Linked DNA regions of Homo sapiens: regions 1, 2 and 4 are each linked to region 3. Evidence: chromatin contacts called from ENCODE Hi-C or POLR2A ChIA-PET data. All regions are on one chromosome and are shown on one strand. The core of a region is the stretch at or near the end of the contact, and the rest is flanking DNA. Distances in the headings are between cores, read along the strand shown. Region 1 holds the start of JUP (junction plakoglobin). Region 2 overlaps CAVIN1 (caveolae associated protein 1). Region 3 overlaps RAB5C (RAB5C, member RAS oncogene family). Region 4 holds the start of KLHL11 (kelch like family member 11).

Region 1 (3,204 bases), core at 137-2,636, 350 kb after region 3:
TCCCAGGTTCAAGCAATTCTCCTGCCTCAGTCTCCCAGGCAGCTGGGATTATAGTTGCCCGCCACCACGCTCGGCTAACTTTTTGTATTTTTTGTAGAGATGGGGCTTCACCATATTGGCCAGGCTGGTGTTGAACTCCCGACCTCAGGTGATCCACCCGCCTTTGCCTCCCAAAATGCTGAGATTACAGGAGTGAGCCACTGCGCCTGGCCTGCCCCGTTTCTTTCATGCCAGGGCTGGATTTCCTTCAGATCTGCTGCTTGATGTTTCCAAGCCCACCAAAGCCTCCTGACACCAATACTGTATTTTTGTGCCAATTAATTGTTCTGTCTCTCCTCCAAGTGTTTGTGCCTTTTCTCTGCCCCTTCCCCATTGCCTTGACATTTTATGTCTATGCTCCTCTTCCATGAGGGGAACAGCTGGTTTGATGGTCCTTCAAATGAGAGGAAGGAGGTTCTAGCTTGGGGTGTGCCACTTTGTAGTTTTGTGACTTCTCTGAACTTCGGTTTCTTCATCTTTACAATGAGGGTCGTTTTCTCATCCTAACTATTTTTCAGAGCTGTCACAATAATTAAAAAAAAACATACCGTTAATTTAAATTTCTAACCTTTAGCAGTTTCTGAGTGCTTTCACAAACCTGACCTCATTTAATCCCCACATACTCCAGTGAGGTAGATATGGCTAATGTATCCAGTTTACAGAAGAGGAGAAACAGGGTGAAGTAACTTGCCTAAAATCATACCAAGTGGGAGAAGACCAAACCTGGCCTTCTAATTCTAAATCCCAGGAGTACTCCATCTTTCGGGAAAAAAATCCCACCCCAGCACAAAGCCTATGAAATGCTATACAAATATGTGATTACTACTTTGGGGCAAGGATGAATAAGCCCAAAGAAGCATCATGCCTGACGCTGAGTTGGCTGGCCGGTGAAGGCGTCTGTCCCTTCCCTTGGTATCCCTATGACTTACCTGTTGGACAGGTAGGGGGAAGGGGAGAGTAATGAGTCTCACCTGCTCAGAGCAAGGGTGGGGCAAGACACACCCCATCCCTTCCATTGGTTTTTTCCTTAGTCTTACTGACAGAGCCTTGTCCAATCAGGAGGAAGTAACTTTCTATCTGCCAATAGATGCAATGTTAGGATGAGACCTCAAGTTAGAGTCCATCCCTAGAGCCGACTGGCAGTCCCCGGGGCCAATGGCAAGCGGATAAACAGAGGCGGCCGTGGAAGAGGACTGGAGGCGAGGCTCCGCCCCTCCACGGGACAGTCAGGCGAGATAGCCAGTGAGCTCGCACCAGAGGGTGGGCGTCTCCCCCAGGGGCGGAGCTTCGAGGTGGCGAGGGGCGTGGCTTGGCTGTCAGGTCTCTTCGCCTTTTGTTCGGTTACTGAGTTGCTGCCTTGGCCAGAGTCCGGAGCAGCCGCCGCCCGACCACGCCGAGCTCAGTTCGCTGTCCGCGCCGGCTCCCACCCCGGCCCGACCCCGACCCGGCCCGGTCAGGCCCCATACTCAGGTGCGGGCTATCGGGGGCGCAGGTATCGTTGGGGACAGAGGGGTGGCGAGCGGCCGCGGGGCCGGTCCCAGCCGTCCCTGGGCAGGTGAGGGCCGGTGCCATCGAGCGCCACCCTGCACCGGCGGCAGGGGGCGCGCTGGGGTCCTGGGCGCGGCGACTTGGGGGTCGCGCGGTTCGGGCCGAGCGCGCCTCGGAGCTCCGCGAACCAGAGATCTGAGCAAGGCGGGGAGGGATCCGGACAGGTGCCTCCGGGGTCGCGCCTCCCCCGGGGCCCGCGCAGCTCGCCCGACGCCGCGTCCCTGACTCTCGCCCTGGGCTGGCGGGGGAGACTTTGCTCTGCTTCGACTGCGTCCCAGGGCTCACGCTGCAGTCAGGAATTTACCGTTTGGGGAACTTGCTGCCGCTGGTCTCTTTGGGGCCACCCTCACCCCACCCCACGCGTCATCCTCGCTTTCCCTCCCTCCCTACTCCCCCAGGCCTGGGTGGGGCCCTATTGTTTGCGCCCAGCTTGCCCAACTGTGGGGGCCGAGCGCACATTTTCCCAGCGACTCTGGCCCCACCTGCCGAGCAGGTGAGCGCACGGAGTCCAGAGGCCCTGCCCTCCAGCTCCCAGAGCCTCGTCGATACTACCTGCGGCGCCTCCCTCCACGCCGGTGGGAGCCCGGCTCTGGCTTCTTCAGCGGAGGTGGGATGGAGTGACTGGGGGGTGCAGGGCTCGGCTCAGTGTCCAGCTGGTGTCTGGCACCCGTGGCTCGCCCTGGGGTCTGGGGGGTGGGGTCTGTGCACGGATGAAGAATTCAGGGTCACCTGGCCCAGTTTCCAGTAGCTGTGGCTGCCAGAGTGTTGGTAGGGGAACAGGACCCGTCTTCTCTAACCTCTTATTGTTGGAAAAAATCACCCAAAACAAACTTTGCAGGAGGAAGTATTCACAGCAGCTTTATCTGGGGGTTTTCCCGTCTCCTTGCCCAAAACTTCCTTTAGGCTTAGGGGGTCCTTCCTGGTGCAAAACCCCTTCCCCCAGCCGGCCCCTGGCTGAACCTGGGCCGGTGCCTGGGCTCCGACCCTGTCTTCCCTGCCCCCACATTCATCCTGTTCGCTGGGCCCCAGGGGCCTGAGGTAGGGGCCGGGGTGGGGGGTGGAAAGTGCTGAGAGGGGAAGCAGCTTCTTCCTTCTCTTCCTGCCTCCTGGGACCACCACACCCCCTCAGACAAGGCCTGCGTAAGTGGTTGTCTCTCAAGCTCTGCCCCCTCCCCAGGAATGGGGGTGGGGCAGGGCTGGGCCAAACTGAGGAAGGTGGGGGGAGTGGTTGTTCTTGTCTTTTTTTTTTTGCCTCTACCCCATCCCCCACATTACTTAGCTGGCTGGTTATTGAGGCAGAAGCGCATGAGGCTGTGGGACTTGCCTTCCATTTGATTTCTGAATTGTGAAGGTGCATGCTTTCTGGAGGCCTGCACAGACCTTTCCCACCCGCTTTCCTGAAAGAATTTGACAGGGAAAGTGAGACCGCAGGAAGGCTTTTTGGGGGAAGGTTTCTTCAATGCTAGACTCTCTCAGGCAGAGCTGCATCGGGCCCCCTGCCTTCCCTGCTCCCAATTTCCTGAGACCGCCCCCCCCCACCCAGAATTGGGGATCTTGATCAGGGTTTGTACCCCGGTTTAAAAAAAAAATCTGAAATGTGGTCTTTTTGCAGGATTT
Region 2 (2,855 bases), core at 5-2,504, 270 kb before region 3:
AATCCCAGCTACTTGGGAGGCTGAGGCAGGAGAACTGCTTGAACCCAGGAGGCAGAGGTTGCAGTGAGCCGAGATCGCGCCACTGCACTCCAACCTAGGTGACAGAGTGAGACCATGTCTCAAAAAAAAAAAAAAAAAAGGCCGGGCACGGTGGCTTAGGCTTGTAATCCCAGCACTTTGGGAGGCTGAGGAGGGCGAATCACATGAGGTTGGGAGTTCAAGACCAGCCTGATCAACATGGAGAAACCCCGTCTCTACTAAAAATACAAAATTAGCCAGGTGTGGTGGCACATGCCTGTAATCTCAGCTATTTGGGAGGCCCAGGCAGGAGAATTGCTTGAACCTAGGAGGCGGATGTTGCGGTGAGCCGAGATCGTGTCATTGCACTCCAGCCTGGGGAGCAAGAGCAAAACTCCATCTCAAAAAAAACAAAAAAACTAAAAAACAAAAACCTCCTCTCACTAGGATTGCTTCCTTATGTTGTAGTTTGAGACCTTTCATGAGGCACTAGGAAGATGGCATTGGCTATAAGAAGTCTGCAGCTCTCTCCCCAGTCCCATTCACTTCCAAGTTCAGCTGGCAAAGACCTTTATCTAGGAAGCCACAGGCCAGGAAAACCAGCCAGCTCAGCCTTTAGGGGTGGGGTGGAGCAGGCAGCAGGGGTAGGGGAGAAGCGGGGGATGCTGGGGGTAGGGCAGAGAGACAAAGTGGATTTGTTTTCCAGCAGCTGGGGCTGTTTCCTGACTATTCCCTGCCTGTCACCCTTAATCCCTCCCTAGCCTATTCACATTGTCTGAGTTTAGTGAAAGGAGGGGCTCTCTCCACCCTTTGGTGGGGCGTGGGTGGGTTTTTAAGTCTGGGAGGTTATGAAGGAAAGATCAGAGCTGAATTTTTTTTAATATATATATATACTGGGGCTGCAGGTAAATTCTGGGTGGAGATGGATGAAGAGGGTTTAGATCCTACAATGATGTATAAGTCTTAAATGATATGCACTCCAGTAGCAGGCAGGGTAAGGGTGATTGTAGGAGCCCCAAAGTGAATGACTGGAAATCAGAGGGAATGCAAAGAGAAGTTGAGACTCTCCTACACTCAGAACAAGGAAAACACCCTTCAATGCCTCAGTGAATGATAAGAGGCAGAGGGATAAACAAAATGCCCTAGGATTGCCCATGATCTGCACTAAGCCGTCTATGGCAGGTAGAGACTACAAGTCCCAGCATGCCCTGTGCCCAGGTCACCTTGCCTGCTGGGAGGTGTAGTTGGGTAACAGAGAGCTGGAGGTGGCTTGGTGCCCAGCAGAGCTGATGCCCAGATGAGAGAAGAGGTGGAGCCAGCATTCCCTCTTTGTCCCTGCTAATGCTATTGACAAGAAGGGAAGGAAGTTGGGAGAGGGTGTTCCTAGTTTTCAGTGTAAACCAGGAAACTCTGGGGGGATGTTGATGGGAGGGAAGAGGAAAGAGGTTGGGGGCTGGGGAAGGAATTTCTGTAGCAGGTGGTGCAGAGATACCGAGCAGCCTATGTATAGGGGTGTGTGTGTGTGGTGTCAGTGAGAGGACTCAGTTTATGTTGCCTTAATTTCTTAGGGGACAGGATTTTTCTTATAATTCTGGGAAATGGTCTTCAGAAAACCCTTTAGAAAAGCGACTATCTCTCGTTCCTTCATTTGAAGTCACTAAAGGGAGTCTGGGCCAAAGAGATCCTATTGATGATCTTGGTCTGCCCTTTCCCTTTCTGTGCTCAGCCTCCCCTGCTCTCTGATGAGGGTGGAGGTGGGGGAGGGAGTGATCCAGAGATTCTGAAATGTTGGCCAGAGTCAAGATCTTGGAAAATCTTCCCGGAATGGAAAGCAGTTCTGGTGCTAAGTCCTCCAAGGAGAAGACAGAAAAGCAAAGAACTGGTTCTGAGCTCCAGGGTCATGGGGAATCTGAGACCACCCATCCTACTCCTAGACCCCTGAGCTCAGGCTTTGTGCTGGGGGCAGGGGGTAGGGAAAGCAAGAATTGAAAAGTAATCTCTCTTCTATCCCAAAGTAGGGAAGTCACAACCAGAAGAAATGTCCAGACTGGGGAGAAAACATGTCCGTGGCTCCCAGCCAGCTTCTTCCTCTTTCCAATATCAATTTCTAAATGTGGGGGAGGGGGAGAATGACCACTGGTGGAGCCAAACAGTATGAAGGAGTCAAAGAAGGTGGAGGTGGGGGAGGGTGGACCACAGTTCTCCATCTCTAAGGCTGGTTCTGAAATAGCTTGAGGCCAGGAGCAGTGGCTTATGCCTGTAATCCCAGCACTTTGGGAGGCCAAGGCGGGTGGATCATTTGAGGTCAGGGGTTCGAGACCAATCTGACCAACATGGTGAAACCCCGAGTCTACTAAAAATACAAAAAAATTAGCCAGGTGTGGTGGCGCATGCCTGCAGTCCCAGCTACTCAGGAGGCTGAGGCAGGAGAATTGCTTGAACCTGGGAGGCAGAGGTTGCAGTCAGCAGAGATCGTGTCACTGCACTGCAGCCTGGGCGACAAAGCGAGACTCCATCTCAAAAAAAAAAAAAAAAAGAAATAGCTTGAGTCTAGGAAATGCACTTCCTTTACTTTACCTGCTTGGGTGGGTAGGTGCAGCTGTGGGCTCAAACCCCTACCCGCTTTCAACTTAGACACTCCCACCACTTGCTTTTCGGCCTGGCTCGGGCAGTGTGCGATTTGCGGCACCAGAGGGCGCTCCGCCCATTTCCAAAGTGGAGCTGTGTCTCCCGAGGGCCGTAGTGGTTTAATATCATCTACGGGTGGAAAGGGATCAGGACAGGGTTGGACGACCACAGAGATTTTAGCCCAAGTGCAATTATTACGCAACCCCATC
Region 3 (2,843 bases), core at 127-2,626:
CAGAGGGAACCCCGGAGCAGGGAAGAACAGTGTCCCATTTTTCTTTCTCTTTCTCTTCCATCCTTGGCCCAGAAGTGCCTGTGCACAGGGCCAGGGTGTTTAGGAGCTTAGATCCCTTCTGCGCTTTCATGTGCATTGTATTAATAGGAAAATAGTGTGACTCCAAGTCCTTATACATTCTCTCCCCTTTCCTGTGGAAGACATGAGGTTGGGACTGGTGCTTGTTCTTAGTGGCCTCTGAACAAGCCAGGGTTCTGATTTGGATGGTGGGTCCATGGCAAGGAGAATCTTTCTCCCTAGATCTGAAGCTCCAGCACGGCCATTGTACTTGTGAAAAAAAGTCAACTTTTTTTTGAGACAGAGTCTTACTCTTTTGCCCCAAGCTGGAGTGCAATGGCGCGATCTCAGCTCACTGCAATCTCTGCTTCCTGGGTTCAGGCAATTCTTGTGCCTCAGCCTCCCAAGTAGCTGGGATTACAGGCGTGTACCACCACGTTGGCTAATTTAAAAAAATCAACTTTGACTGTAACTTTAGCTCTTATGGAGAATTTGATTTTTGTCTCAAAGAAGACTTTGAAAACTATGTCAGTTTTGGCTATAATTCCATCACCTGACTGCACAAGTGGATAATTTTTGCCAGGGGTTCAAAAAGAAAGATTGCCAGTAAGACACACATCCCTGGGAGGCAGGACAGCTCAGTGAATGCATTCACCTTTACTACCTGCCATGTCTTCAGTTTCCCAGGCTTGGGAGGAGAGGGTATAATGCTTCCTGGGGCTCTCGGTCTGGCCTTCCCCTGGCTTAGACACCCTCATATCTCCGTGCGCCCTTCCTAGCAAAATTGGCTTCCTTGGGCTTTATTGACTGCAAAGGTTGGACACCACTGCTCATTTGATCACCAAGCAGGGCCAGGCAAACCACTAGGCAACAGACCGTAAAAAGTGCTGGGTGTGCCTGCTCAGGTATCTCTGGAAGGCAGGATCAGTGACCAGGCAGAACATGTCACCAGCTAGTTCATGCCAGGGAGAGCCTGTCTCAGTTCATTGGGATGGCCAGAGTCTGTTCACCAACAGTCTTGGAGAAAGTGTTACAAATAACCCTGTCAGTACTCTTAGCTACTGTTTACTCAACATGATGTGTGTGAGACAGCTGGCAAACACTGCCATTAACCCTGGTGTGCCCCATATTAGTGATGAGAACACTGAGGCTCAGCTCAGGTGGCTTCTACAAAGTGATTCAGAAGTGGCAGGAGACAGTCACATCTGTGGTGCCGAAAGCCAGTGCCTGTGCTCACTCTCTCTCTGCCAGATGCTCTAGCCCTGGCTGTGCTTCAGTGGGTGTGCTTCACCTGCAGATGCTGGGCTCTGTGCCAAACCTTCATGAGAATCTCGAGGGGCTGGCTGCACAGATGACTTCAATGTACAGACACCGTTGAGAACCACTGCAGGAGAGTTATTTGTCTCCCCTTCTGGCTTGTTTTTAAAAATCACATTCTGTTCCTCTAACCCTGTGGTTTGGTAGTGACAAGACTTAGATCTGTTACCTGTATTTTTCTCGACCTGTAGGTGCTGGTTACTTCCCAGCTCGGTACCCTAAGCACCAGCTGCTTTGGTTTTTTTGGAATCAGAGACTTGGTTTTCTATTACCATCTCCCAGTCCATTCATACCTCCTCCTCCAGTGCCCCAGCCACAGACCATTGCTCAGCCAAGACTCTGTGTCACGTGGATTCATGGTAATAACCAACTTGTAATTCCACTGTGGTTTTCCCTCTGTTGCTGTCGCCCTGCCTGGCTCTGGGCGGCTCCTCCCACTGTTGAGGGCACTCAGAAACTGCAAGATTACTGTGACTGTTGCTAGAGCCAGCTAGAGCTAGACCTTCCTGGACCAGCAAAGTTGCTGCCACAAAAAAAGAGAGTTTCATTCACCTAGCAGCCCTAAACCAAACATAGGGCAGGCACTGCCTCCATTGTTCTTCCACAGCAGGGAGGATGGCATCATGTCTATGGTGGGTCTGGGGGGTTCTGTCACCTGTAGGCTGGGTGACCATGAGCAGGACATTTAATATATGAATGTTAAATTATCTATCTGAAAAATGGAGGTTGTCGTAAAGCTTGAAGGAGATAATAGTTGTGCAATTGGGAAGCTGAGGCGGGAGGGTTGCTTGAGGCCAGGAGTTGGAGACCAGCCTGGGCAACACAGTGAGACTCCATCTCTGCAAAAAAAAAAGAAAGAAAGAAAGAAAGAAAATTTTAATTAGCTGGGTGTGGTGGTGTATACCTGCTGGAGGCTGAGGCAGTAGGATCTTGGAAGCTGCAGTGAGCTGTGATCACACCGCTGCACTCTAGCCTGGGCAACACAGTGAGACCTTGTTTCTTTAAAAAAAAAAATTATTTCCTTCCATCAGCACTCTTTGAGTTCCTAGTATGCACATAGGCACTGTGAGGAAGGCATCTCTAAGAAGCAGAAAGCACAGACCTTGTCTCTTCATTGACTGAGGTGAAATGAGAAAGCGTCTTAAACTATGAAAAATTGAAATGACATAACTTTGAAATATTTACATGGTATTTCTGGTTGCTAATTGAGACCCACCACCCCGTACTTCCTTCCTTGTACTTTTGGGGAAGAGGTGGGCCCCATTTCAAACCTCTTTTCCTTTGGTTCTCTCCAGAAAGGAAACTGTTGTTTCTGGCTAGTGAATCATTCTTCCTGAAGCTCACTTTTTAAATGAGTTGCTGGGAGAACTTGGATGTGGAAAACGATTTGAGGTTGAACAAAACAAGCCCTTTGCTGTCAGCTTCTTGCATGAATGTGGACCATTTGCTTCCCACAGATACCTCCTGTT
Region 4 (3,131 bases), core at 628-3,127, 270 kb after region 3:
TTTGTATGTTACGTGTTAAGGGCTTGTTTGGTATCCCACTGAAATGTTCTGTGTTGCAGACCAGAGTCTGTTTATGTCAGGGGGATGGGGCCATTGCATCCTTAGCCATTGTCACAAAATATGTGGAGTAGTAACTTAATATGTAAAGTTGTAACATACATACATTTAAAATGGAAATGCAGAAAGCTGTGAAATGTCTTGTGTCTTATGTTCTCTGTATTTATGCAGCTGATTTGTCTGTCTGTAACTGAAGTGTGGGTCCAAGGACTCCTAACTACTTTGCATCTGTAATCCACAAAGATTCTGGGCAGCTGCCACCTCAGTCTCTTCTCTGTATTATCATAGTCTGGTTTAAATAAACTATATAGTAACAATGAAGGCATACTGCTGGCTCCTGGCATCCATATCCTTTGATCTGTATTCCTTTGTAACTGTACTTTTTTCCAGACAGGGTATCACTCTGTCGCCCCAGGGCTGGAGTACAGTGGCACCATCACAGCTCACTGCAGCCTCCATCTCCTGGGCTCAAGCAGTCCTCCCACTCCAGCCTCCCAAGTAGCTGGGACTACAGGAGCATGCCACCACTCCAGGCTAACTTTTGTATTTTTTGTGGAGATAAGGTTCTGCTGTATTTCCCAGGCTCTTCTGGAACTCATGGACTCAAGCAATCCATCCTCCTTGGCCTCCCAAAGTGCTGTTACAGGCGTGAGCCACTGTGCCTGGCCTGGCCTGAACTGTACTAATAGTTTCAGTATATATGGTTTTAAAAATGCTCATCTACGGTCAGGCGTGGTGGCTCATGCCTGTAATCCCAGCACTTTGGGAGGCTGAGGCGGGTGGATCACGAGGTCAGCAGATCGAGACCATCCTGGCTAACACGGTGAAACCCCGTCTCTATTAAAAATACAAAAACTTAGCCAGGCATGGTGGCGGGCGCCTGTAGTCCCAGCTACTCCGGAGGCTGAGGCAGGAGAATGGCGTGAACCCGGGAGGCGGAGGTTGCAGTGAGCCGAGACCCGCGCCACTGCACTCCAGCCTGGGCGACAGAGCGAGACTCCGTCTCAAAAAAAAAAAAAAAAAAAAAATTAGCCTGGAGTGGTGGCGGGCGCCTGTAGTCCCAGCTACTCGGGAGGCTGAGGCACAAGAATCGCTTGAACCCGGGCGGCGGAGGTTGCAATAAGCGAAGAGCGCGCCACTGCACTCCAGCCTGGGCGACAGAGCGAGACTCCGTCTCAAAAAAAAAAAAAAAAAAAAAATTAGCCTGGAGTGGTGGCGGGCGCCTGTAGTCCCAGCTACTCGGGAGGCTGAGGCACAAGAATCGCTTGAACCCGGGCAGCGGAGGTTGCAATAAGCGAAGAGCGCGCCACTGCACTCCAGCCTGGGCGACAGAGCGAGACTCCGTCTCAAAAAAAAAAAAAACAAAAAACCCAAAACAAAACAAAAACAAAAAGAAACAAAAAAAAAAACGGATAACGAGTAACTCATTCATCCCTCATCCACTTAGCTGGGGCTAGATCTTATAAAAATCCTGTATTGCCACTCAAGGCTTTAACAACAGGTGATGGTCTAAGGTGGCTTTACTCGACAAAATGACTGCAGAGAGCATGCTACCCACTAAGGAAAGGAAGCGAGCCATACTCGCACCGACGCCCTGGGGGTAGGCCTGGGGCGAAGTCTTCTGGACTGGGCGACTGTTACTGACGGACCTCACCAAGGCAGGCAGAGCTGCTGGAGGCGAGGCGGCGCTGCTGGAGGCGAGGCGGCGCTGCTGGAGGCGAGGCGGCGCTGCTGGAGGCGAGGCGGCGCATGTGCGGCCGGCGGGCGACCTGGCCCCGCCCCGCGCGCACTATTTAATCCCAGAATCCCTCTGTGTCGTACCAACAGCCGCATCGTTCCGAGGCTGTGGAGGCCGGGCGCAGCGGCGTCAAGATGGCGGCTGCGGCAGTGGCGGCGGCGGCGGCGGCGGCCGCGGCTGCATCTCTTCAGGTACTGGAGATGGAGAGCATGGAGACGGCCGCCGCCGGCTCGGCAGGACTGGCCGCCGAGGTCCGAGGCAGCGGCACGGTGGACTTCGGGCCTGGGCCGGGGATCTCTGCAATGGAGGCGAGCGGGGGCGATCCGGGCCCAGAAGCCGAGGATTTCGAGTGCAGCTCTCACTGCTCAGAGCTGTCCTGGCGGCAGAACGAGCAGCGGCGCCAGGGCCTCTTCTGCGACATTACCCTGTGCTTCGGCGGGGCTGGAGGCCGCGAGTTCCGGGCCCACCGCTCGGTACTGGCTGCCGCCACCGAGTACTTCACGCCCCTGCTCTCGGGCCAGTTTTCCGAGTCCCGCTCGGGACGGGTGGAGATGCGCAAGTGGAGCTCCGAGCCGGGGCCCGAACCCGACACAGTGGAAGCCGTAATCGAGTACATGTACACCGGGCGCATCCGCGTCAGCACGGGCAGCGTGCACGAGGTGCTGGAGTTGGCCGACAGGTAGGCGAGGGAGGCGGGAGCGCGGAGGGCGGCGGGCGCGGAGAGGGGGAGATGCTCGCTGGCGGAGGGGAGGGCAGTGCCTGCCACGGCAGCTCGCGAGTCCTGAGTGAATGCATTGGTTTCACACTCGCTGAGCGCCTGCTTGGGGGCAGCCACCGCGGTGGGCGAGGAGGATGCACCATCAGGTCCGGCGAGGGCGCCCCGCGCCCAAGGAGCTCAGATACTAGGTGATGGGACAAAAGTGATGAAAAGGAAAGTCAGTATGTGGTAACTGTTGTGCTGACGTTCAAAAGGAATGAAAGGCTAGGGATTGAATAAAGATCTTTCTGAAGAGGTGAAGTTTAGATCGACCTCTGAATGTCAAAAAATAACTGACCGTGCAAAGATGGGGAATGAATATTCCAGACAGCGCAAACGCCCTCAGGCAGGATCCAGTTTGGCTTAGAGAAGAGAATTAAAATATAGTCCAGTGAGGCTGGATCTAGTGGATGAAGGGGAGAAGGATGCGTGAGATGCGTTGGAATAAGGAGTTTGGATTTCACTAAGTGTGATAGGAAGCTGGGTAAAGAAATAGCTCATTTAAATATTTTAATATTATTCTGCCACTGTGTTAAACGGATTGTAGGGAGCAGGAATGCTCCAGAGACTGGTTAGAAG

Evidence for each region. A loop is a pair of places that touch in the nucleus more often than their neighbours do. ChIA-PET counts read pairs that join two places held with the same protein, here RNA polymerase II (POLR2A). Pooled maps may share reads with other maps.
Region 1: a pooled map shows a loop between it and region 3 (2.6-fold over the local background). The contact joins the promoter of JUP here to the enhancer-like site in region 3. A Hi-C loop is called at or near these places in 1 of 50 pooled maps. POLR2A ChIA-PET finds 5 or more read pairs at or near these places in 4 of 52 experiments (HEK293T, MCF 10A, Panc1 and 1 more).
Region 2: a loop to region 3 is called in a pooled map, with 3 times the contacts of the local background. The contact joins two enhancer-like sites. A Hi-C loop is called at or near these places in 2 of 168 maps with a recorded cell type or tissue (CD4-positive, alpha-beta memory T cell and Caco-2), 7 of 37 single-sample maps with no recorded cell type and 10 of 50 pooled maps. POLR2A ChIA-PET finds 5 or more read pairs at or near these places in 3 of 52 experiments (OCI-LY7 and WTC11).
Region 4: a pooled map shows a loop between it and region 3 (2.3-fold over the local background). The contact joins the promoter of KLHL11 here to the enhancer-like site in region 3. A Hi-C loop is called at or near these places in 4 of 50 pooled maps. POLR2A ChIA-PET finds 5 or more read pairs at or near these places in 2 of 52 experiments (WTC11 and activated naive CD4-positive, alpha-beta T cell).

The regions. Positions count from the first base shown.
Region 1 is chr17:41,784,893-41,788,096 of GRCh38, reverse strand. JUP (junction plakoglobin) reads left to right here and starts at 1,386. Exons shown (of 14, transcript NM_002230.4): 1 at 1,386-1,509. RefSeq lists silencers at 1,418-1,717, 1,882-2,094.
Region 2 is chr17:42,406,075-42,408,929 of GRCh38, reverse strand. The region is part of intron 1 of CAVIN1 (caveolae associated protein 1); the gene reads left to right. Among named protein-coding and RNA genes, the nearest start is that of CAVIN1, 16 kb to the left of the region's middle. RefSeq lists an enhancer at 2,570-2,619. Within about 2 kb of position 1,254, at least 26 of the 41 ENCODE cell types and tissues checked have a DNase peak (open chromatin) inside an H3K27ac peak, as active enhancers do.
Region 3 is chr17:42,132,089-42,134,931 of GRCh38, reverse strand. The region is part of intron 1 of RAB5C (RAB5C, member RAS oncogene family); the gene reads left to right. Among named protein-coding and RNA genes, the nearest start is that of HSPB9, 11 kb to the right of the region's middle. RefSeq lists enhancers at 1,010-1,059, 1,630-1,679. Within about 2 kb of position 1,376, at least 26 of the 41 ENCODE cell types and tissues checked have a DNase peak (open chromatin) inside an H3K27ac peak, as active enhancers do.
Region 4 is chr17:41,864,169-41,867,299 of GRCh38, reverse strand. It overlaps KLHL11 (kelch like family member 11), which reads left to right and starts at 1,877. Exons shown (of 2, transcript NM_018143.3): 1 at 1,877-2,474. The coding sequence starts at 1,930. It overlaps ACLY (ATP citrate lyase), which reads left to right. Exons shown (of 29, transcript NM_001096.3): 29 at 1-382. RefSeq lists enhancers at 692-1,192, 1,193-1,693 and a silencer at 1,727-1,916.